Regions from separate parts of the Homo sapiens genome. Here region 2 is linked to region 1. Evidence: chromatin loops called from intact Hi-C (ENCODE). Cell type or tissue: K562. All regions are shown on one strand. Links, peaks and the distances in the headings refer to the core of each region. The heading gives the core; the rest is flanking DNA. Region 1 has its middle 46 kb from the start of LINC01825. Region 2 holds the start of LOC105373817 (a long non-coding RNA gene).

Region 1 (11,106 bases), core at 3,008-8,007:
TTAAGTATTTTTTTTTTTAAACAGAACTTATCTTATATCTGGATGATATTTTAGTGCATCTTGGAATCTATCCCAGGTATGTGCCTGGGCAGAAAGACATCAAGGCTTGAGCATCAGTAAAAGTAATAATATATTTTCAGAATACAAAGATTTTAGATTACAGAAACTTAATAGTATCATGTAGTTTATTTTATTCTAACAAGGCCCTCTGGCACAGTATTTGGGGGGCGTTAATTTTGAGGACAGATCACCCCAGAAGCTGTTATTTACAAACAGTGAGGACTTGGACAAAGGACTTAATTTCTCTAAGCTTTAGCTAAAATAATATTAATTGTCTTGTATTCTTGAAAGAATTAAAGAGCTGATATATGCAAAGCATTTACCATCATCTCTAGCACTTAGTGACGTTCAATAAATTATATATTTTTAGCAACGATGCAAGTTGGAATAATCCAATAATGACCAACCTTCAGCAAATTCTGCCCATAATATAGTAATAACATGGGTCCTAGGAAGCAGATTCTAAAATGAGACTTAAGAATTGGTTTACCATCACTGTTGGTAGTTGGAGCACTAATAGAGCCTGGCATGAATTTTCATTGTAATTTTTAAAACTTTCATGAGTGATAAAAAGTAATCGAATACTGCTGAAAAGAAAAACACTGGCAGGTATGACAGGTCAGGTGTTTGAGAGGTTCAGGTGAAATCATAATTTATAGACTATTGAATGAGATGGCTCTCCCTGGGGTGGATCAATGCATTACAGGAAAAGAATAAAAAGGGAAGGATGATTTTTTACCATTATAAGGTGAAGGGTAAAACCAGAGGGCCTCTTTGGAAGCATAAACTCTAATTTACTGCCAGAGGTCAGAAGAGGCTGAAGATTAAACTCAGGGCTTAATTATAGTTGTGTCAGAGCTCCAAAGAAAGTTGAATTTTCAATCATGGTAGGTCCATTTACAGAATCCACAGCCCTGTTTGTAAAGGAGTGCGATTACTGACAGGAACATCTGGGTCAATACACTTGAAAATCTAAAATTCTTATGTTTTCCTAAACCTTTGACTTTCTCCTTCTTTTAGACATTGTAGAGAGGTGTGGTTGCTTATAGACAATGTAGAGAGAGGTTTCTTCCTTGCAAAAAAAGTGTCTACACCAACCCCCCCATCCCCTCCAGAATATACCCTTACCTTCCTTCCTATATTTCCTGACAAATAGCAAGGGGTCAAATTACAACATGAAATGTCTGGGGAAGTGCTGAGCCTGGTAAGCAAGCAAAGGGATGGAAGGAGTTGCAGGACCTAGCAAACATACACTAGCAGGGACTGAAGAGTCTATACGGGACTGGATTCTAAGGGTGCTGATTCAAAAGAGAAAGTTGAATAAGGGAGAGTTTACTGATAGGAGATCACTGTATCATGATACAGGGTTTAACACTGAAAAGACCTTAAGAGATGGTGAAATAGCATTCTGCGTTGGAGCTTAGAAACTTGGAAAATGTTATGGTCCACATTGCAAAAAAGTAAAAATGCCATAACTTCCACAGAAAAAACAATCAGAAAGCTCAGAGAATTTTAGAATGGATATACTATGTAAGGCTAGACCACCCACCAGCTGACTATGTTCTGTGGAGTGGACAGAATTTACTTGTCAAAGTACTAAGGGGATTTTGGATTCTGCTTAGCATATAAAAAGCTGAAAAGGGCCAGGTGTGGTGGCTCACACCTGTAATCCTAGCACTTTGGGATGTTGAGGTGGGCGGATTGCTTGAGCCCAGGACTTCAAGACCAGCCTGGGCAGCATAGTGAGACCTCGTCCCTACTAAAAACACAAAAATTAGCCTGGTGTGGTGGCACGTGACTGTAGTCCCAGATACCCAGAAGGCTGAGGTGGGAGGATCATCTGAGCCCCAGAGGTTGAGACTGCAGTGAGCTGTGATCATGCCACCGTACTCAGCCTGGGCGACAGGGTGAGACCCTGTCGAAAACAAAACATAACAAAACAAAAACTTGAAAAGAGCATGCTTCCACCCTTATAACAACAACCACCACCACAACAACCACACAACAGTTGATAATTTTCTAAAATTAATGACAGACACTAAAGCAAAGATTCAATTAAACACCAAAACCAAAGAATACCAAGCATGATTAAAATCACACATGCACGCACACACACACACACACACGCATCTCTAGGCATATCATATTCAATCTGCTGGAAGTAGTCTGACAAAGAGGAAGTCTTGAAAACAGTCAAAGAAAAAAAGACAAATTACATAGGGAAGAACAAATACAATAAATCACAATTCTTATCTAGAAAATATGCAAAACAAAAAAAACCCAATGGGGTGACATCTTTAACTTGCTGGAAGAAAAAAAAAAAGAAACTATTAGCCATAGTGATGTGAACTGCAGTAATCAGAATGGCTAGCTTTGTTTTGAGTTCAGTGGTGGCACTCCTCTGTAGGCCAGGGCTGACAGTAGAAGATATTATAGAAGTGGGATCATGAAGAGTAAAGAGCATGAAATAATCCTGAAATAACGGAAGTCAGGTCGTGCACTTAACTATCAGAAGCAAGGTGAATACAATTGTTGTAACAATCAAAGGTCAGAGTGGAAGCCAAGCATGTCTGACCCAGAGTGAGCTGTGGAGATAGAGTATGATGTTCCCAAGGGCAAAACAGATGGGTAGTCAACAATGGTATTTTACAATCTATACAACCAAAAGAAATCAAGTATTAATGATTAGGAAGCTAAGAGCAGCCACTGCAATTTAATGTCATAATCTTTTGTTCAGTTGACAGACCTGAGCCAGTTCTTAGATCCAGAACCCATTGACTGAAAGGAGGTCAAATTCTTAGGAAGAAGTATCCTGCAATATAGCACATATAAGGAGTAACACTTTCATCATTCCTTACTCAAAGGGACCTATGACCATTTACTTGGATAATCATATATTTTGGAAAGGGGAGTACTCAAATATTTTGTTAATTGTTGGAAATAGGGTCTAAGCTGACATTGTTCCCTGGGGACTCAAAACATCATCCTGTCTGCTTGTTACAGTAGGACTGTGTGTGTATGTGAGGGTTAGGCAGAATAATGGCCCCTTAAAGCTGTCCTAGTGTCTAGAACCTATGAATATGTTAGTTTACATCCTAACATATGTTAGGTCACATATCCTTTTTCTACAAGGATAACGTCCAACTGAAAGTAGAGGAGACGAGGATTTCCAAGATGTGACTGTGTCTTTGCAAACCAACCCTAACAATGACTCCTTGTTTATTGTCAAGCATTGATTCTGCTGGAGGTGGCTCCTGTCGGCATTGGGTTCTTTCAGGGATACCTCTTTGGAAAGCTTATGACAATGGCAGTTCTAAAGAGTCCTGCTATTTTTCATCTTATCAAGCAGCTGACAGTTGTCTCTGCCATATTTGGGCAGAGCTCTCCACCACACTTGGGCAGAGCTCTCCACCGCACTTTGGCAGAACTATCTGAGTAGCTCATCACTTCTCTCATATTACTTGGCAAAGCCCCTGCTGATTCCATTAGAAGTTTTGATGCATCACAGCTCAGTAAGTAACATGTTTCTAAAGATCCAGGGATTGCATTAAGGGAACAGGCCTTTTGATATCTTTACTGAATTTTTATTCACTCAGATCTACTTTTCTCTTATGTTCCCTAAGAAGTTCTAATGAAAGTGTCAATCAGAGATGTGCTACACAATATGACAGTGTTAGCCACATATGGCTATTTATGTTTGAATTATTTGAAATAAAATAAAAATTTGTTTACTCAGTTGGCACTAGTCACATTTCACATGCTCAGTAGTCACAAGTATGTAGTCATTATCATATTTGATGGTGCAGATATGGAACATTTCCATCATTGGAGAAAGCACTATTGGACAGCATTATTAGAGCTTGTGGGCCTCTCTAGTAAGTATCTAGTTGACTGGTTAGATGTCTTAAATTCTTCATTACATGTATTTTCCTTCCCCATCACAAGAGGGCAATGAGTGGTATACACAAAGAGAACTTCAATAGACACTCTAGTTTCCCCAAATTTCCCAGGAATAGGTTTAATAATTACTCTGGGTTATAAATTGAGACAGCAACAATACAGTTACAAAGTTTTTACACTATGGCATCCATTAATTTTTTTTTTTTTTTTTTTTTTTTGATATGGAGTCTCACTCTGTCACCCAGGCTGGACTGCAGTGGTGCGATCTTGGCTCATAGCAACCTCCGCCTTCCGGGTTCAAGTGATTCTTCTACCTCAGTCTACCGAGTAGCTGGGACTACAGGTGCTGCCACCACGCCAGGCTAATATTTGTATTTTTAGTAGAGACTGAGTTTCACCATGTTGGCCAGGCTGGTCTCGAATTCCTGACCTCTTGTAATCCACCTGCCTCTGCCTCCCAAAGTGCTGGGATTACAGGGCCATTAAAAATTAATAGTTAGCATTTTTTTGCTCATAAACTATATGCCAGATACTTGACATGCAGTATTTTTCATGGCATCATGAATTGGATAGTATCCCCATTTTGCAAACAAGGCAACTAAGGCTCAGAAAGTAAGAATAGACTCCCCAAGATCATATACATTCTAAGTGGCTCTTTCTAATTCTGAAGACCATGCTTTAGGTCACACTGTGCTGTAATGACTTAGTTGTAGAAAAGCAATGGGCAATAAATGTCATTTGGTTAACATAACCTGAAATTCTACTGCAGGCGATTTCTATTTCTCTGTCATTTCTCCTGTTTTGATACTTCATGTTTTCTTTCCTCAATGTCTTGGAAAGTACTTCCAGAAGGCAAAATTTATACAGATTTTAATCTTTGTGGGATGAAGCACTCATTTATTTATAGTCTTACAGAATGTTATCGATACTTTTTTTCTGTTCCATGTAGTATTGTTTTTTTTCCCCCTTTCAGTTTAAAATACAGGCATGCACTTAAATATTTCTAATAACATGTGGTAAGGGCTGGGTCTCTGCAGATCTAAGATCCTCCTGTACCAAAATACAGATCAATGTGATGGCTTGTGATAATAAGGCTGCTCCTCACTCCCAGAGGAATTGTCAAATCCTTGTGTTTGTTGAAGCTTTGTGTTCCAACTTAACTATCCCTGACAATCTGTTTCTTACCTGTTTTAAGATGCTGCAGAATTCTTTAAAAACAAGATGGATTTTGTTTCTAATAACCATAATTATTTTTAAAAAGTGCCTTTGTGATGAGTTGCCTATCATGTGCCTGGTGAACTGAACTTTAAATGACCTTTTTGCCCTTATTATTGCAGCCGTTGCCTTCCAATTTTATATATAAAATATGAAGGAAAGGGAATTTAAAATAGAATTTATTGAGGTACACACAGCTTCAGCAGCTGCTGTTACAAGGGTATCATCAAATACCAACACTGACAAAAACCCATGGGGTCTATTTTCCAATTCAATCTTGAAGGAAATTTACAATAGTGAGTGTCTATGGCAGTTGAGGTTGGGTAAGATTTAGATGACTCATTTCCCTTATCTAATGAATTCAGGCCCTGCAAACTTTGCAAAAGCTTTAAACTGACAAAGCACCAAGAGAGTTGATGTGAAATTGAAAGACAGCTGGCATGGACTCAGAGCCTCTTGAGTTTAGCTCAGAAAGCTGCAAACCTGTACAGCTGCACAACTGTCAGGATAAAGATTCCAGCATAAAGATAGTCAAAATATTGCTACAGATGAAGAACTTTATGTCTAAAGCCTCTATTCCACAAAGAAGAGTCATTTTAAATAAAGAATGCACATGGCATTTTTACATTTATCTTCATTTTGCTAAGATAAAATAGATGAGAATGTTTCAATCTCCAACAACTTAGGTTAAAAAATTCAATTAAATATGAAAAATAGTTTTAAAATTTTTAAATGATCAAATCATTTTCCTGGAAGTAAAACAACTTTGATGTGGTTTTCCTTTTCAGGCTGTCTCTTTCCGATTCCTCGGTTTTGACAAGTCATAAGGATAATATAACACTTTGTTTTATTATGTGGTGAGAAACTCTTCAGAATGTTTCTGGGTAAGAGCACACTTAAATCATTAGGTGGGGAAACAAAGCTTGCTAGGTTTGGTGTTTTCAGGCAATAAATGATATCATCAATTATAATTTGTATACCCTTTTTTTAAGCAGAAACAAAACCCAAGTCAAATGGCATTTATGGCACAATTGACATTTTACTTATGGGAAGATAACTCAACATTAAAGGTATAGTTCGCTGAACAGTGATTACAAGGCTTATTGTATTAATGAGAACTAAAAAGTTCGACTACATATTCAAAGGATCCCCATGGCCTTTTATATTGCCCATCACAAAATCCTTTTCAAGCAATTTAAATTGTATCATGATTGGCTATTGGTATTTGAGAAATGGCATTAAACTCAGGCAAATAGTGAAATTCCACTGTATAGAATGGTATCTGTAAAATAAAATATAAATGCAAAACTGAAAAAATAGGAGATAAAATCACATGATTTTTACAATGACAGTATGTTGTTTAAAATGCAGAAAAAAATATGCATGAGTAGTTCCAAATCTTTATTTTATTCTAGGTGTTTTATGTCTTCTTAGACTGTTAGATCTAAAAAACTCCCTTTTCAATCCTACTATGTATAATGAGACTAAATCATAAACTATGTTTAATGCATTTTAAATTCATATGCAACTTGTCAGCACCTCCATTTAAAAATGATTTTACTTTTCATAATTTTATGACCACTTGGCTATAATATAAAATGCTAAATATATCAGTGTATGAAAACAAATTGAACTTGTAGACTGTGGACTCCTGTACATTACTCAAGATTTAGGTGAAACGCATGTAAAGCTTTTTCTGGCCTTGACTAGAAAGAAGAGGAGAGCCAAAAAACAAAGAGGAGAGTCAGTCTCTTCTTCTTTGTTTTTTCATTTCTGTACTAAAATTTACTATAGTACTTTTCATTTATTTTATTTTTATTTTTTAATTTCTTTTTGAGACACAATTTTGGTCTGTCGCCCAGGTTAGAGTATAGTGTTGTGATCACGGCTCACTGCAGCCTTGACCTCCCAGCCACGTGATCCTCCCACCTTAGCCTCCCAAGTAGCTAGGACTACAGGCATGCCACCACACCCTGCTAATTAATTTTTATTTTTGTAGAGATGGGATCTTACTATGTTGCCCAGGCTGATCTTGAACTCCTGGGCTCAAGTGATCCTCTTACCTTGGCCCCTAAAGTGCTGGGATTACATGTGTGGGACACTTTGCCTGGCCTACTATAGTACTTTTTAAAGTGTTTTGAAATTACTGTATATGTGCCTTCTTCCCTGTAAGAATGAATGACCCTGTTGACATCATAAATGAGGTCTTATTCTTCTCTTTAGATCCAGCAATTCAATGATGGCATCAAAGACTGGTTCTTTCACCTTTTGCTCTGCCATCCACCCTTATATCATCCTGAGGTTGGTTCTTGTAGTCATAGGATCATTGCCCATTTCCTATAGCATTTAAGCTGTATTTATTCTCACTTAAGCCTTCTGGGAGAGAAAGAGAGTGTTTTTCTACAATCATGGAACAATAGTACTTCTGTTCAGTCTGATGTACAATTGACCCTTGAACAACACAGGTTCGAACTGCTTGAATTCATTTATACTTGAATTTCCTCCCCAGTCTGCCACCTCTGAGACAGCAAGACAGATCCCTTCCCTTTCTATTTTCCCATCAGCCTACTCAACATGAAGATGATGAGGACGAAGAGCTTTATGATGATCCACTTACACTTAATGTGTAGTAGATGTATTTTTTCTTCTCTATGATTTTTAAAAATAACAGTTTCTTAGTATTATTGGCAAGGCTTCTGGTCAGCAGTAGACTGTTAGCAGTTATGTTTTTGGGAAGACAAAAGTACTATGCAGATTTCTGTCTGTGTGTAGGGTTGATGCTTCTAACTTCCATGTTGTTTCAGGGTCAACTGTAATAGTTTAGGTCCAACTCTGGACCAGTAACTGTCACCAGGAGAATGTCCTGTGCTGATTGGCCTAGGTCACAGTTCCTTAATCAATCTTGGGCAAGGGAGACATATTGTATTTGCTTAGACTCATCAGGGCCCTTCTCTGCAGATGGAATCAGTTCCTCAAGCTGCAATGAAACTTTATTGAAAAGGTGGTGAAATAGATGTTGGCCCTCACCTGTAATGTCTACTACGTAGAATTTTAGTATGCAGTATTTCTCAGGCTTATTGGGTTGAGCATGAACATTTATAGAAATTCTTCAAAGGAGCTTTTTGTTCTTAGGGTAGATAGCTTAGGAAATGCTGACCTGTAAGATTAAGTTAAAATTCCTTATTATAGCATAAAAAGCATTTTTGATATGGCCCTGAGTCTAGCTACTAGTTCTGTAGTCACTTCAAAGTCATGCTCTAGCAATAGCACATTTATTGCCTTTCCTATATCTCTCCATGTTTCCTACTATTTCAAGGCCTTTATTATTTGTTTTCTTGGTTGGCAAGTCTTTTCCACTCTGATTACCTTTTCATCTTTCAAAGTCAATCAAACATCCATCTCCTAAGAAGCCGTTCCTTCTATATACTATTTCAGCATCATGTACGTAATTCTTTTATTGCTTCCCATATAAAATTACAATTATATATTACAAGGCTTCTAAATTTTGAGTGACTGGAAGGGGGGGAGCACCTATGTCTTATTCATCTTTCCAGCCCCAGAATTTGGCAGAAGATTATTGTTAAATGTCTGCTCCATTGAATGGTGCCTTTAGTATGTTTTTGAAAATATTAGATCAGTACTACATTTTTATACTTTTATTCATGCCCAGAAGTATTAAATGTTTTAGTAATTAACTGCAAAATCTTTATCTTGTGGCTTGAATAGTAGTTCCTAAATCAACCTCAGAATCTGAGCTGTACAATTTTTCAAATTTATTTTTTCTGCCTAATTCATGCTGCCTAATTTCCAAGCTCAAAATCATAAATTAGATGTAGACTTTCTGATCAGGTAGTATTTGCAAAAGTTTAGCTAAAATAGGCAAAATTGAGAATGAATTTTTATAAGAAATGTCTGCACAGTTGAAGTATCATTATTATTATTATTTTGGTAGGATAGGGGTCCCACTATTTTGCCCAGGCTGATTTTGGACTCCTGGGCTCAAGTGATCCTCCCGCCTTGGCCTCAAAAAGAGCTGGGATTACAGGCATAATTCACTGTGCTCAGCCCAGATTACAGCTTTAAATCCTTCTTGGGATCACACATCCAAGAGTCCTGAACATATTTTCATAGAAAACAGTCCACGGTCCTAGAGCCTGTATTGTAATACAGTGTAAGGTGAGACAATGTCAAGGCATGATTTCAAAATGTAAGTTTTGAACTTTTATTCTTAAAGTGCACAAATATCTGTTTCTTTAGATTATAAAAGTTCAAAAGTACATTCAGGAGCTACTTAAAATATTCATGCTAACTTGCAAATATAGGAGAATCTGCAGGTCACTGTTTTTTTTTCTTGTTTTTAGTTTTTTATTTAATTTTAAATAGAGATGAGGTCTCACCATGTTGCCCAGGTTGGTCTTGAACTCCTGAGCTCAAGTGTTCCTTTTGCCTCTGCCTCCCAAAGTGCTAGGATTACAGGCCAGGCATGAGCCACTGCGCCCGGTCAGTAACTGTTTTTTAGTGTGTCAAAAACTTTTACTTAGGTTAATTGTAGTTTTAATAAACATTTTAAAAAGTTCACCAGGCCTTTTATATAAAGTCATTGCTAAGTGAAATGCAAGTTTTAAAAACTTTCTCTCCAAAAATACGTAGAGTATGTATTATACTGTGATATGAGCTTACTTAAAGAGGATGTTTATTTATTTATTTATTTATTTATTTATTTACTTACTTATGCAACCCAACATCCATTTCTCCTTCTCCTCTTAAACACTTCTCAATTTCTCTTTCTCACATTACAAGCAACCTTGGTCAAAGGGTTCTCAACTCTTCTAGGTGAGTAACCAAGGTAGGCTAATCAGATTTTTCCTAGACTTAATTTAGATGGAAAAGCAGTTAAAGTGGATTTACCCAATGATAGTGTCCAGGCAGAATGCCCATTAGTTCTTGCTACCTAGATTGCTAGAGATATTCTGCTCCTGTCCTTTCTGGCTATTTTATTCTTTGAGCTCCACCATATTCTTCCTGTAAATTCTCTTTCTGCTTAAGTTAGGTAGAGTCAGTTTCTGTTAGGTACAAAGAACCCTGACTATTACGGTAGTCAAGGTCATTTTACCTTTGGTTTGTTTTCAGCCACATTTTCAAACTGTATCTTTGTCAACTTTATTCTTTTTGCTTCATTTGAATTTTACTGTTTCTCATATGGGAAAAATGCCATGAATTAAGTAAGCATGATTCTTTTTATTAGATGCCAAATGAAGTCAGGTTTTAAAAGCTGAGTCTTGTCATGTTCAATCACTTTTCTGTAGCTCTTTCCACCTACAACAAACACAATCTGCCCGTTAAGATGTGCTTTAGCCATCTCTTTGCAAATTGTGTAAATGTTTTTGGAAGAGAGTTTCATTCCTCATTGTTGAGCTAATTTTCTCACAGTTTAGAAATGTCTTTATAGGAGTGAGCTTTCCAAAATTAGGGTATCTATTTCTTGTGTTTCAGCAGAAAAACACAATAAAAGAGATATGTTTGCCTGATACATGCTCATTCTGAGAGAATTGCAATCTATTCTTACTGATATCTTTTTGGGAAACTTGGATCTGCAGGAAACAAAGTTTTATCTTATTTTGGGATGTAGACAACTGTTTAGAACCATGAATAAAGGAAAAAAGTATAATTGTATATCTCCTACAACTTTTAAAACATATTGCAAGGGCTTGAGCTCTATCATAGTGAAAGAAAAATGAACATTTTTATAAAAATGAACATTTATTTAGATGAAGGTTAAAAGACAGAAATGCTGTTCTGAGTGAAATGTCTATAATAATTGAACTTTTGAGCCACAGGGGCAAGTCGGTACTTCACCAGGTACTCTCCAAAAATCTTTTTGTAGGCTTTAAAATACAAATGCCTTTAGAATGTCAAACTTATATTTCTTCA
Region 2 (11,106 bases), core at 4,155-9,154, 120 kb after region 1:
TGTGGCAATAATCAATAGCTTACCAACCAAAAAGAGTCCAGGACCAGATGGATTCACAGCCGAATTCTACCAGAGGTACAAGGAGGAACTGGTACCATTCCTTCTGAAACTATTCCAATCAATAGAAAAAGAAGGAATGCCCCCTAACTCATTTTATGAGGCCAGCATCATCCTGATAGCAAAGCCGGGCAGAGGCACAACCAAAAAAGAGAATTTTAGACCAATATCCTTGATGAACATTGATGCAAAAATCCTCAATAAAATACTGGCAAACCAAATCCAGCAGCACATCAAAAAGCTTACCCACCATGATCAAGTGGGCTTCATCCCTGGGATGCAAGGCTGGTTCAATATACGCAAATCAATAAATGTAATCCAGCATATAAACAGAGCCAAAGACAAAAACCACATGATTATCTCAATAGATGCAGAAAAGGCCTTTGACAAAATTCAACAACCTTTCATGCTAAAAACTCTCAATAAATTAGGTATTAATGGGACATATTTCAAAATAATAAGAGCTATCTATGACAAACCCACAGCCAATATCATACTGAATGGGCAAAAACTGGAAGCATTCCCTTTGAAAACTGGCACAAGACAGGGATGCCCTCTCTCACCACTCGTATTCAACATAGTGTTGGAAGTTCTGGCCAGGGCAATTAGGCAGGAGAAGGAAATAAAGGGTATTCAATTAGGAAAAGAGGAAGTCAAATTGTCCCTGTTTGCAGATGACATGATTGTATATCTAGAAAACCCCATTGTCTCAGCCCAAAATCTCCTTAAGCTGATAAGCAACTTCAGCAAAGTCTCAGGATACAAAATCAATGTGCAAAAATCACAAGCATTCCTATACACCAGCAAGAGACAAACAGAGAGCCAAATCATGAGTGAACTCCCATAAACAATTGCTTCAAAGAGAATGAAATACCTAGGAATCCAACTTACAAGGGATGTGAAGGTCCTCTTCAAGGAGAACTACAAACCACTGCTCAAGGAAATAAAAGAGGATACAAACAAATGGAAGAACATTCCATGCTCATGGGTAGGAAGAATCAATATCGTGAAAATGGCCATACTGCCCAAGGTAATTTATAGATTCAATGCCTTCCCCATGAAGCTACCAATGCCTTTCTTCACAGAATTGGAAAAAACTACTTGAAAGTTCATATGGAACCAAAAAAGAGCCCGCATCACCAAGTCAATCCTAAGCCATAAGAACAAAGCTGGAGGCATCACACTACCTGACTTCAAACTATACTACAAGGCTACAGTAACCAAAACAGCATGGTACTGGTACCAAAACAGAGATATAGATCAATGGAACAGAACAGAGCCCTCAGAAATAACGCCGCATATCTACAACTATCTGATCTTTGACAAACCTGACAAAAACAAGCAATGGGGAAAGGATTCCCTATTTAATAAATGGTGCTGGGAAAACTGGCTAGCCATATGTAGAAAGCTGAAACTGGATCCCTTCCTTACGTATACAAAAATCAATTCAAGATGGATTAAAGACTTAAATGTTAGACCTAAAACCATAAAAACCCTAGAAGAAAACCTAGGCATTACCATTCAGGACATAGGCATGGGCAAGGACTTCATGTCTAAAACACCAAACGCAATGGCAACAAAAGACAAAATTGACAAATGGGATCTAATTAAACTAAAGAGCTTCTGCACAGCAAAAGGAACTACCATCAGAGTGAACAGGCAACCTACAAAATGGGAGAAAATTTTCACCACCTACTCATCTGACAAAGGGCTAATATCCAGAATCTACAATGAACCCAAACAAATTTACAAGAAAAAAACAAACAACGCCATCAAAAAGTGGGCGAAGGATATGAACAGACACTTCTCAAAAGAAGACATTTATGCAGCCAGAAAACACATGAAAAAATGCTCACCATCACTGGCCATCAGAGAAATGCAAATCAAAACCACAATGAGATACCATCTCACACCAGTTAGAATGGCAATCATTCAAAAGCCAGGAAACAACAGGTGCTGGAGAGGATGTGGAGAAATAGGAACACTTTTACACTGTTGGTGGGACTGTAAACTAGTTCAACCATTGTGGAAGTGAGTGTGGCGATTCCTCAGGGATCTAGAACTAGAAATACCATTTGACCCAGCCATCCCATTACTGGGTATATACCCAAAGGATTATAAATCATGCTGCTATGAAGACACATGCACATGTATGTTTATTGCGGCATTATTCACAATAGCAAAGACTTGGAACCAACCCAAATGTCCCACAATGATAGATTGGATTAAGAAAATGTGGCACATATACACCATGGAATACTATGCAGCCATAAAAAATGATGAGTTGGTGTCCTTTGTAGGGACATGGATGAAATTGGAAACCATCATTCTCAGTAAACTATCGCAAGAATAAAAAACCAAACACTGCATATTCTCACTCATAGGTGGGAATTGAACAATGAGATCACATGGACACAGGAAGGGGAACATCACACTTTGGGGACTGTTGTGGGGTGGGGGGAGGGGGGAGGGATAGCATTGGGAGATATACCTAATGCTAGATGACGAGTTAGTGGGTGCAGTACACCAGCATGTCACATGTATATGTATGTAACTAACCTGCACAATGTGCACATGTACCCTAAAACTTAAAGTATAACAATAAAGATAAATAAATAAAAAAAACAAGAAAATAAACAGGTATTAATACGTTATTATTTCACCCAGATTAAATTGCTAGGAAAATGTTTTAGCATGCTCCCAGGAGAATATTTTGATTAGCTGCTAATACAGAAGGTATCAAAGAGTACTCAAAATATCTATAAGAAATGCAAAGAATCTTTTTCTACTCACATTCCCACCCCCATCAAATAACCATCAAGTTGTAACTTTCCACCTAATCCATGAGGCTTTGCACAGTGAATTAAATGAGAAAAGTCTACTAGATTTTAGTGGTGATGTTGTTAAAGCATGCATAACTGACACAGCAGAGTTTTTCCAATTTTTTATTCTCAAATTGCAACAGGGCACCATTGAAGACAATGGAAGATTTAATGAAACCAGTATTTATATTGTTATTTGAATGTTACTGAGTCATTGAAATTTCTGTTTCTGAAAGTATACACAAACACACACACGCTGTTTTAATTGTAGGAAGGAATTTCCATAATATTAAGAAAATGCAGCAGACTTTTAATAAGGGAAGGCTTATTTGTTTCTTTTCTTGAGGATATTGATCAGACCAGGAATGTATACATCTCTACCATCCAAGAACTTAAGAGTCCTGTGTGGCGATAAGATGCAGACACACAACAGAAATTACAGACAGCATGCATATATCTGTACTGCAGACAGGATTGCAGTAATCAAAGAAATTGATACATGTGTGTTTTTAAGTAAAGGAAGAAAACTGCATATTGATATTTAGCATATAAGTTTAATGTTTACAAATGAATTTGGATAGGGTAAAGTTGAAAGAGAGTAAACAATAGTTATGCCAAATATACTCAAGGAGTAGAATTAAAGGACAGAAAGCTAATGCAATTTTAAACATGTAATTATGTAATAGCCTCCATTAGGAAATATTGGATCCTCTTCAGGGAGGTGGTCATCTCCTTTACAAAACTCTGAGTTTCTAGGCTTTGTATTATAATTCAGTTCATCCTCAGAAAATAAAGTGAAATATAAATGTACTTGAAAATTTTTTGAAAAAATTATTTAAAAGTTTTGTACATGTTGTTTCATAATTATATGTTCTGGAATACATGGTGTCTTTTTTCAACGTAGGGTTTAATATGGTCTTTTTATGACTATAAACTATATCTGAAAAAGATTTATCTGAGCCTGTCTTAGAGGTGGTTTCTAAAATGACCACTTAGCCATGGTGACCTTTGAAAGTGAGAAACTTCCACTCCTTGTAAGACTGACATTGGAAAATTGGTTTCTTATGATTAGGAAAAGCCCATCTTGTAATTTTGCACAGGCAAACAGCATTATGCCTCATCTACTATAACATTTATCTTCTTTTATTATGGAGAAAGGGTACACATATCCTTTGAGCTTATTCACCTGACTGGGGATGGAAGAGCCCACTACAGACTGCTTTCATTTCCAGAAAGCAGCCCTAGAAAAGAATCTTATTTGCGACATGTCGATAATCTCTAGGTGGCTGAACTATGTTGTCCTGAAAGCGTCACAGTCAGAAGTAGTCCCTAGGGAGTTAATCTCCAGCTTGAAAGATTCAAGATGAGTTGAAAACAATAAAAGCATAACCCTTAAATCTTCTAATAAAAATAGTTTTAGTAAGGGTTGACTGGAACTGCTCAGATCAATAAGAAAGGCATTATATGATACTTAGTTTTGTTTTCTGTAATAATTTGACTTTTATAGTTGTCAGTATTGTTATTATATTTAGCCATATTAACAAAGTGTCTATTTTGATTTATTAACCATCACTGTGTAGGAAAAAGGCCCTGGTTTCTCTCTCTTAATAGCTTCCTTGAGAAGCTTATCATTTTATAAATAATTCAACCAGCATTGCTCCTTTGGAGGTAACATATACTATTTGCGGGTAAAATGTATGAGTAAATACATAATTCTTTGTGGACCAAATTTCAAAACCTGATTCCTTAAAATTGTTAAAATGGGCCAACGATAGTACCTGAGATTCAACAGCATTTCTTGACAGTTTCTTCATCAGTTTGATCTTCGCCTTTACAGATGTCCTCACAGGTATGCTGAGACAATCAAACAAGTAATTTGTTTTGATTACATTAAAAATCCCAAAGGCCTAAAGAAGGTCTTTACCCTGGAAAGAACTGAAATTCGCCACACCACACTCAGCCACTCATGCAGCCTTATGCATCCCCTAAGAGTTTGCAGTTCTCAGCCCCAGTTACGTAACAGATCAACTGGAGACCTTTAAAAAAATACCAATACTGGGACTGGCCTAGAAAAATTCTGAAAGAATTAGTCTGGGGTGAGATCTAAAAGTGAATATTCTTAAAAAGCTGCTCAGAGATTCTAGTCTGTAGCTAGAATGATAACCACTCCACTATAGCCATGGCATATTACTCAGTGTGTCCAGGGAAGCTGATATTAGTATATTCTGATTATAACAATATAAAACACAGAATCCACATTTATTAGATCAAGCAGAACTTCCTGGTTGTGTGTGTTGGCAGGAGGTTGTGTGTGTTCACAGAAGATTGTGTGTGTGTTCTTCTTTTATAATACTTAATGCTTAACCTTGGTACAACTCTGTTTCATTCTCTGGGTACAGCAAATGAACAACTTTATCACATTTATCAGGAATAAATTGATAATGTATTTTACAGATAATCACTAATTTTCATATCCCTATAAAGTACCAACAGGAGAAAAACAACGCCATGGAATGAATGAGCCATGCCTTCAAACAGTGCTTCTGGAGCTATTGATATGATGGTTGCACACGCTACCTTGCTTTGGCAAGGTTATCTTAATCAGGGCTCCCTCTGATTCTTTATGTAACTTATTCTGTAACAGCTGTGGAGAACACTTTTATAATGTCTAATGTTTATGACCTAGCAGAACTTCTTTCAAGAAAGCTGCTGAGGGCATATGCCCACAAATCTAATGCAAAGGCTGAATGCTGTTCGTAACATGAAAGGAGACCATGTTACTATTCTGCATAAAAATTCTCTGGTAGTTCCTGCCTTCAAGTTACTTACGCTATAAAACCATTTATTGCCTGGCTCTTCTTACCTGGCCAACTTTAATGTCCCGCCATTCTCCCCACTCCCATCCTCTCCCTCCACACATGTAAGGCTGAAGTAGAGAAAATGAATGCTCACTTCCTAGGATGCTGTAAATATTAAACCAGAATTCCCAAAAAATACTTAGTACAGTGCTTAGAATGTAATAACACAAGATTAAACACACACAGAAATAAATGACAATAACAACAACAAAAATATTTCTGTGTCCTCATAGAGCAGTTGCCTGCTTCTTACTTTACCTTTCAGTAGCATCATTTGCATATATCTATCATAAGCTTTATCTAATTACATTAAAATCAGTGGTTTGCCAATCAGCTTAACAGCATAGGTCTCAATGCACAATAGGCATGTAATTAATTTTTCATGAAATCAAATGCCTCTGATTTAAAAATTTCAAGAAGTGTTAGATTTTTGCTCAGCCATCTATTCTCTCACATGCTTAGATCCTCAAATATTAATTTAATGAATGAGTGAATCAATGAATGGTTCCCTTTATAATCAGGAACTGGTAGAAACTATGAATGCAGTTCATACAGTGATGCCAACTGGCCCATAGATGATTCAAAACTTTGAGCCTTGGCTTTCTATTACCCTCTCATAGGATTAATTTCTAACTACATCCAAAACTACCTCAGAAAAATTTGAAGACTGAAGCATCCCTATAATGGTTCTTAGTGGTGTTGTCAGAGTTCAAATGAACCAGAGTGACTCCATCTTGAATAGGGGCTGGGTAAAATAAGGATGAGACCTGATGGGCTGCGTTCCCAGGAGGTTAGGCATTCTCAATCACAGGATGAGCTAGGAGGTCAACAGGACTGGTATCACAAGATACAGGTCATAAAGACCCTGCTGATAAAACAGGATGCAGTAAAGAAGCCAGCCAAAACCCACCAAAACCAAGATGGTGTGGAAAGTGACCTCTGGTCATCCTCGCTGCTTGTTATATGGTAATTATAATACATTAGCATGCTAAAAGACACTCCCACCAGTGCCATGACAGTTTACAAATGCCATAGCCACCTCGGGAAGTTACCCTATACGGTCTAAAAAGGGGAAGGAACCCTCAGTTCCAGGAAATACCTACCCCTTTCCTAGAAAACTTATAATCCACCCCATATTTAGCATATGATAAGAAAACTTATAATCCACCCAATATTTAGCAGATGATAAGAAATAACCATAAAAATAGCTAACCAGCAGCCCTGGGGGCTGCTCTGTCTATGGAGTAGCCACCCTTCTATTTACTTTCTTAATAAACTTGCTTTCACTTTGCTCTGTGAACTCACCGTGAATTCTTTCTTGCATGAGATCCAAGAACTCTCTCTTGGGGTCTGGATTAGGCCTCCTTTCCAATAACACTGTAGTTGAAATTCAGTTCCTGAAATCTATTTCATTGAAAAGGAATAAATTATCAAGGCACATCTGTTTTGAATTTTCTCTTTTAAGAGTGTAAGTAGGGCCAATAGTGTACGTAGGTCAGCATTGAATGCAGATACCAGTGGTTGATATTATAGATTTCTCGGGCATAACTGTTAGTTTTCCTTTCATAATGATAGACATGTTAGAGGATGGTTACTCACTCACATTGCATTTTCAAAGTCCAGCTTAGCAAATTAGAATAAATTATTATCTTCAGCTGAGTTGGCTGTGGGCAACTTGTGTGCATCTAGCCAACCCTCTGAGAGCCTGGTCCTCCCTCCCTCCCTCCCTCCCTTCCTTCCTTCCTAGTTACTTGTTTGTCTGTCTTTAGTTTTAGATTCTTAGATTGTCAACTTCAGGAGGGTAAGAAACATACATATATATTGCTCTCCATTTTATCTTTGCTAGGCAGAAATTGAATACTAGTTTATTCTGAATGGGGATATGTTCTGGTTCTAGATGTGCAGCTTAGAAGGACATTCTTTTTCTTCCCACTGAATGCTTTACATTAAGACACAGAGCTGTAGAATAAAGGTAATAATCAACCCTGGCCCGAAAGGGAGTTAGTTGCTGGTTACAGTTGACACTTCAGTGTCAACTGCTGGATACAGTTGACATTGTTTGGCCTCTGCTGATGAAGGAGAGACGAAGATAAGAATGTTCTGAGAATATACAGGTCCACAAAAATACTGGTCTAATCTTGTTTGGTTAGGAAAAAAAATAACCAGTTGAGTCTGTGGTTGCTTCATGGGCCTAGCTGGGTGTAATCCTGACTTTTATTGTTGAGTGGTTGGGCACTTAGGTGCCAGGTCACCTGGGTAACCACAGCTAATACTCTGTACTCTATGATCACAGTGAAGGTCTTCCAGAAGCTAGGCTGCCCAGTAAAAGAAAACCAAACCATTAATTTTTAAAAATACCAGGTTTAAAACTAAACACACATTTGGATTTCAAATATAGCACTGGCATCTGAATGTACCCTGCTGTATATATTCAAGTTGCACCAGCCTACTTTATGTCAATATAGATATCTATATCAGTATCTAGTAAGCAACCACTTTGGGGGAGAGCCCGAGACTGAAGAATGTTTTATTTTAAAAGGGTATTTCCTTTGGTAGTTTTTACACCCCCTAAAAGGAGTGTATTCCAGGGACTTTTATCAAAACAAAATTTAAAAAGTCATTGTTGAATGCATGCATGCATACATGCATGAATAAATGCAGTTACACCTAGGAATTGCGAACAAGGAAATTAATACCACTGGATTCAAAAGTCAAAGAACCTCGGTTCTAGACCCACAGTTATCCTCAATTAGTTATGTAATATATGTAAATAATTTACCTCTCAGTCTTAGTTTCATCAACTGTAAGATATCTTAATAATTTCTTCCATATGTACCTCAGAGGCTTCTTTTTTCAGAATTAATAAACTGCTAATGATGAAATTTTAAACTCATGAAATGATATCGAGATAAAAGGTATTAATGAAGAAGACTTTCAGCTGGGCATGCTGGCTCACTCCTGTAATTCCAGCACTTTGGGAGGCTGAGGTGGGTGGATCACTTCAAGTCAGGAGTTCGAGACCAGCCTGGTCGACATGGTGAAACCCCATCGCTACCAAAATACAGAAATGAGTCAGGTGTGGTGGCAGGCACCTCTAATCCCAGCTACTTGGGAGGCTGAGGCATGAGAATCATTTAAACTGGGAGGTGGAGGTTGCAGTGAACCAGTGAGCTGAGATCATACCATTGCACTCCAGCCTGGGTGACACAGTGAGATTCCATCTCAAAAAAAAAAAAAAAAAAAAAAGAAGACTTTCAAGTATTCCCTTTCTTTACTTAGAGATCATTTTTACTTGTTTGTTTCTTGGCAAAGGATCCCTGGAAACTACTTTTAATTGGTTGTTCATGCTGTACCTCTCATAAAGTGAACCAAATATTTTATTTCTGTATTATTTCATTTACATTAAACAATGAAGCAAAAGTAGATAAAATGCATTTTATAATCATAAAATGGGCTCAGATATCAGAAATTTTAGAAAAGATTCAAGTACTTCAAAATTCATTAGATTTTTTCCGGATGTCATTAGATACCTACAGAAATGCACATTACATAGAAATAGGTACATACATAGAAATGTATTTGCATAATGTTATGATGACAGTGGAGGAACAGGGACCAACACCTTTTTCATAATTGTATTTCAATGGACACATTACTAGAAATCACATGCCCAATGTAGCAGAAACAAATTGTTCTGTAATATCTATCTGTATCTTTTTCTTTCTTAATTTTTAGCTAAACACATAGGCACTTAAAGACTGCATTTCCTGGCATCCCTTGAAGCTAGGTCCAGAATAGATGTGATAATCGCTGCAGGAGCATCTTATGCTGGGAATGGTAGAGCAAGAATACAGGCATCTGAGTCCCTGGCCATCCCTGGACCTGTCACTTATATACAAAAGAGAAATAAACTTTATCTTGGAGTGTCTGGCACTCATAGCTAAACTTAATTCTAATGAATACTTCCAATCCTGTGGATGTGAATTAGTAACGTAAAAAAAAGTTTTGAAACCAGTAGGGAAATATGGAGATACTATTATCACTTCCACCAATGTCCTTTCATTTTTCCTTTAATATGATGATATGTTTTGGGTTGATCTTCTGGCAATTTAAATGGGTTCCCTTGATGGGGTTAAGAGGTATATCGGTAGTGGAGAAGGATTAGTGTTTTGAATGAATGGGGCAATTTCAAATGAAACAAAAGATTTTGATTTGGGTAGTTACCAATCTCTTCTTCCAGCCATGTTTCCTCTTGGGTGCTGGGCTTTGGCCAGTTCCTACGGGTCTCGATGGAATGTCAGGCTTGTCCTCGACCTGTCCTCAGGCTGCAGTAGGTGGATGGAAGTGAGGGCAATTAGTGAGAAAGTCCAAATGTAGAATTAAAATTGAAAATCAGATAGACTGGCAGAAGAGACAATACAAAGGGACTAAGCAGAGAGACAAAATCCAGTTACAAAACAGTAGGCAGAAACAGGGAATAACAGCTAAAAGCAAAAGCATTTTGATGGAGGTGGGAGGTGGGGCCTGCAGTGTCTTTGAGCCCTGGAATGCAGTTGCCACACTTTTTTTTAGGACAGTCGTGCATAGATTCAGCCATGGGTGGGTGGTTGCCAAATTAGTTTGAACTGACAAATATGCTGGGACCCCCTTAGGAGAGAAAGTGAAGAAATAAGGACTGAGGAGAAGTGGGGGCTGGCCTCTGAGTGAGTCCTACTATGTGCCATTTTATGGTAATCAAAGGAGCATCATTGGTTCCTTGATGGAATCCAGAGCTGAATCCGCAGAGAAGTCATCTGGTGGTTGGCACAGTAGTGGGAGAACTCATTGGTCAGAGATGGAGTCAGGAGGCTGATGTGAGCCTGGAAGTTGGCACATGTACAGTACAACCTTAAGCTTTCGTTGGGCATAGGGGAAATAAGATCAAATTCCCAGGAGAGAGAAAAGAGGGTATAAGAGGGTGGGGCGTTAGAGCCCACCATGCTGGCTGAAGTCCCAGAAGGCAACTGCAATGCTAGGAAGTGATATTGAACAGAAGTTTAAAGTTTTGATACCAGTGTCTGAGAGATGAGTGGCCTCCATATCAGGATGGATCTACTGAGGCTCTATATTAGTCTATTTTCACACTGCTAATAAAGACATACCTGAGACTGGGTAATTTATGAATCACAGTTCCACATGGCTGGAGAAGCCTCACAATCATGGTAGAAGGTGAAGGAGGAGCAAAGGCACGTCTTACAAGGCAGCAGGCAAGAGAACGTGTGCAGGGGAACTGCCTTTTATAAAACCATCAAATGTCATGAGACTTACTCACTTTCACAAGAACAACACAGGAAAAACCTGCCCCCATGATTCAATTACCTCCCACTCGA

What was found. Peaks named below come from ENCODE experiments on the same cell type or tissue, not always from the same donor. Only the 100,000 strongest peaks of a DNase experiment are listed, where the experiment ranks them.
Region 2: it touches region 1 in a loop (6-fold over the local background); 1 of 110 quality-filtered maps calls a loop at or near these places.

Annotation. Positions count from the first base shown.
Region 1 is chr2:195,481,638-195,492,743 of GRCh38, reverse strand. No RefSeq gene overlaps it. Among named protein-coding and RNA genes, the nearest start is that of LINC01825, 46 kb to the left of the region's middle. In K562, for the core only: no CTCF peak of the experiment used is centred there; a DNase peak (open chromatin) is centred at 5,553.
Region 2 is chr2:195,364,780-195,375,885 of GRCh38, reverse strand. The region is part of intron 1 of LOC105376755 (a long non-coding RNA gene); the gene reads left to right. LOC105373817 (a long non-coding RNA gene) reads right to left here and starts at 10,059. Exons shown (of 3, transcript XR_923733.3): 1 at 9,962-10,059; 2 at 7,043-7,141; 3 at 4,311-4,733. In K562, for the core only: no CTCF peak of the experiment used is centred there; no DNase peak of the experiment used is centred there.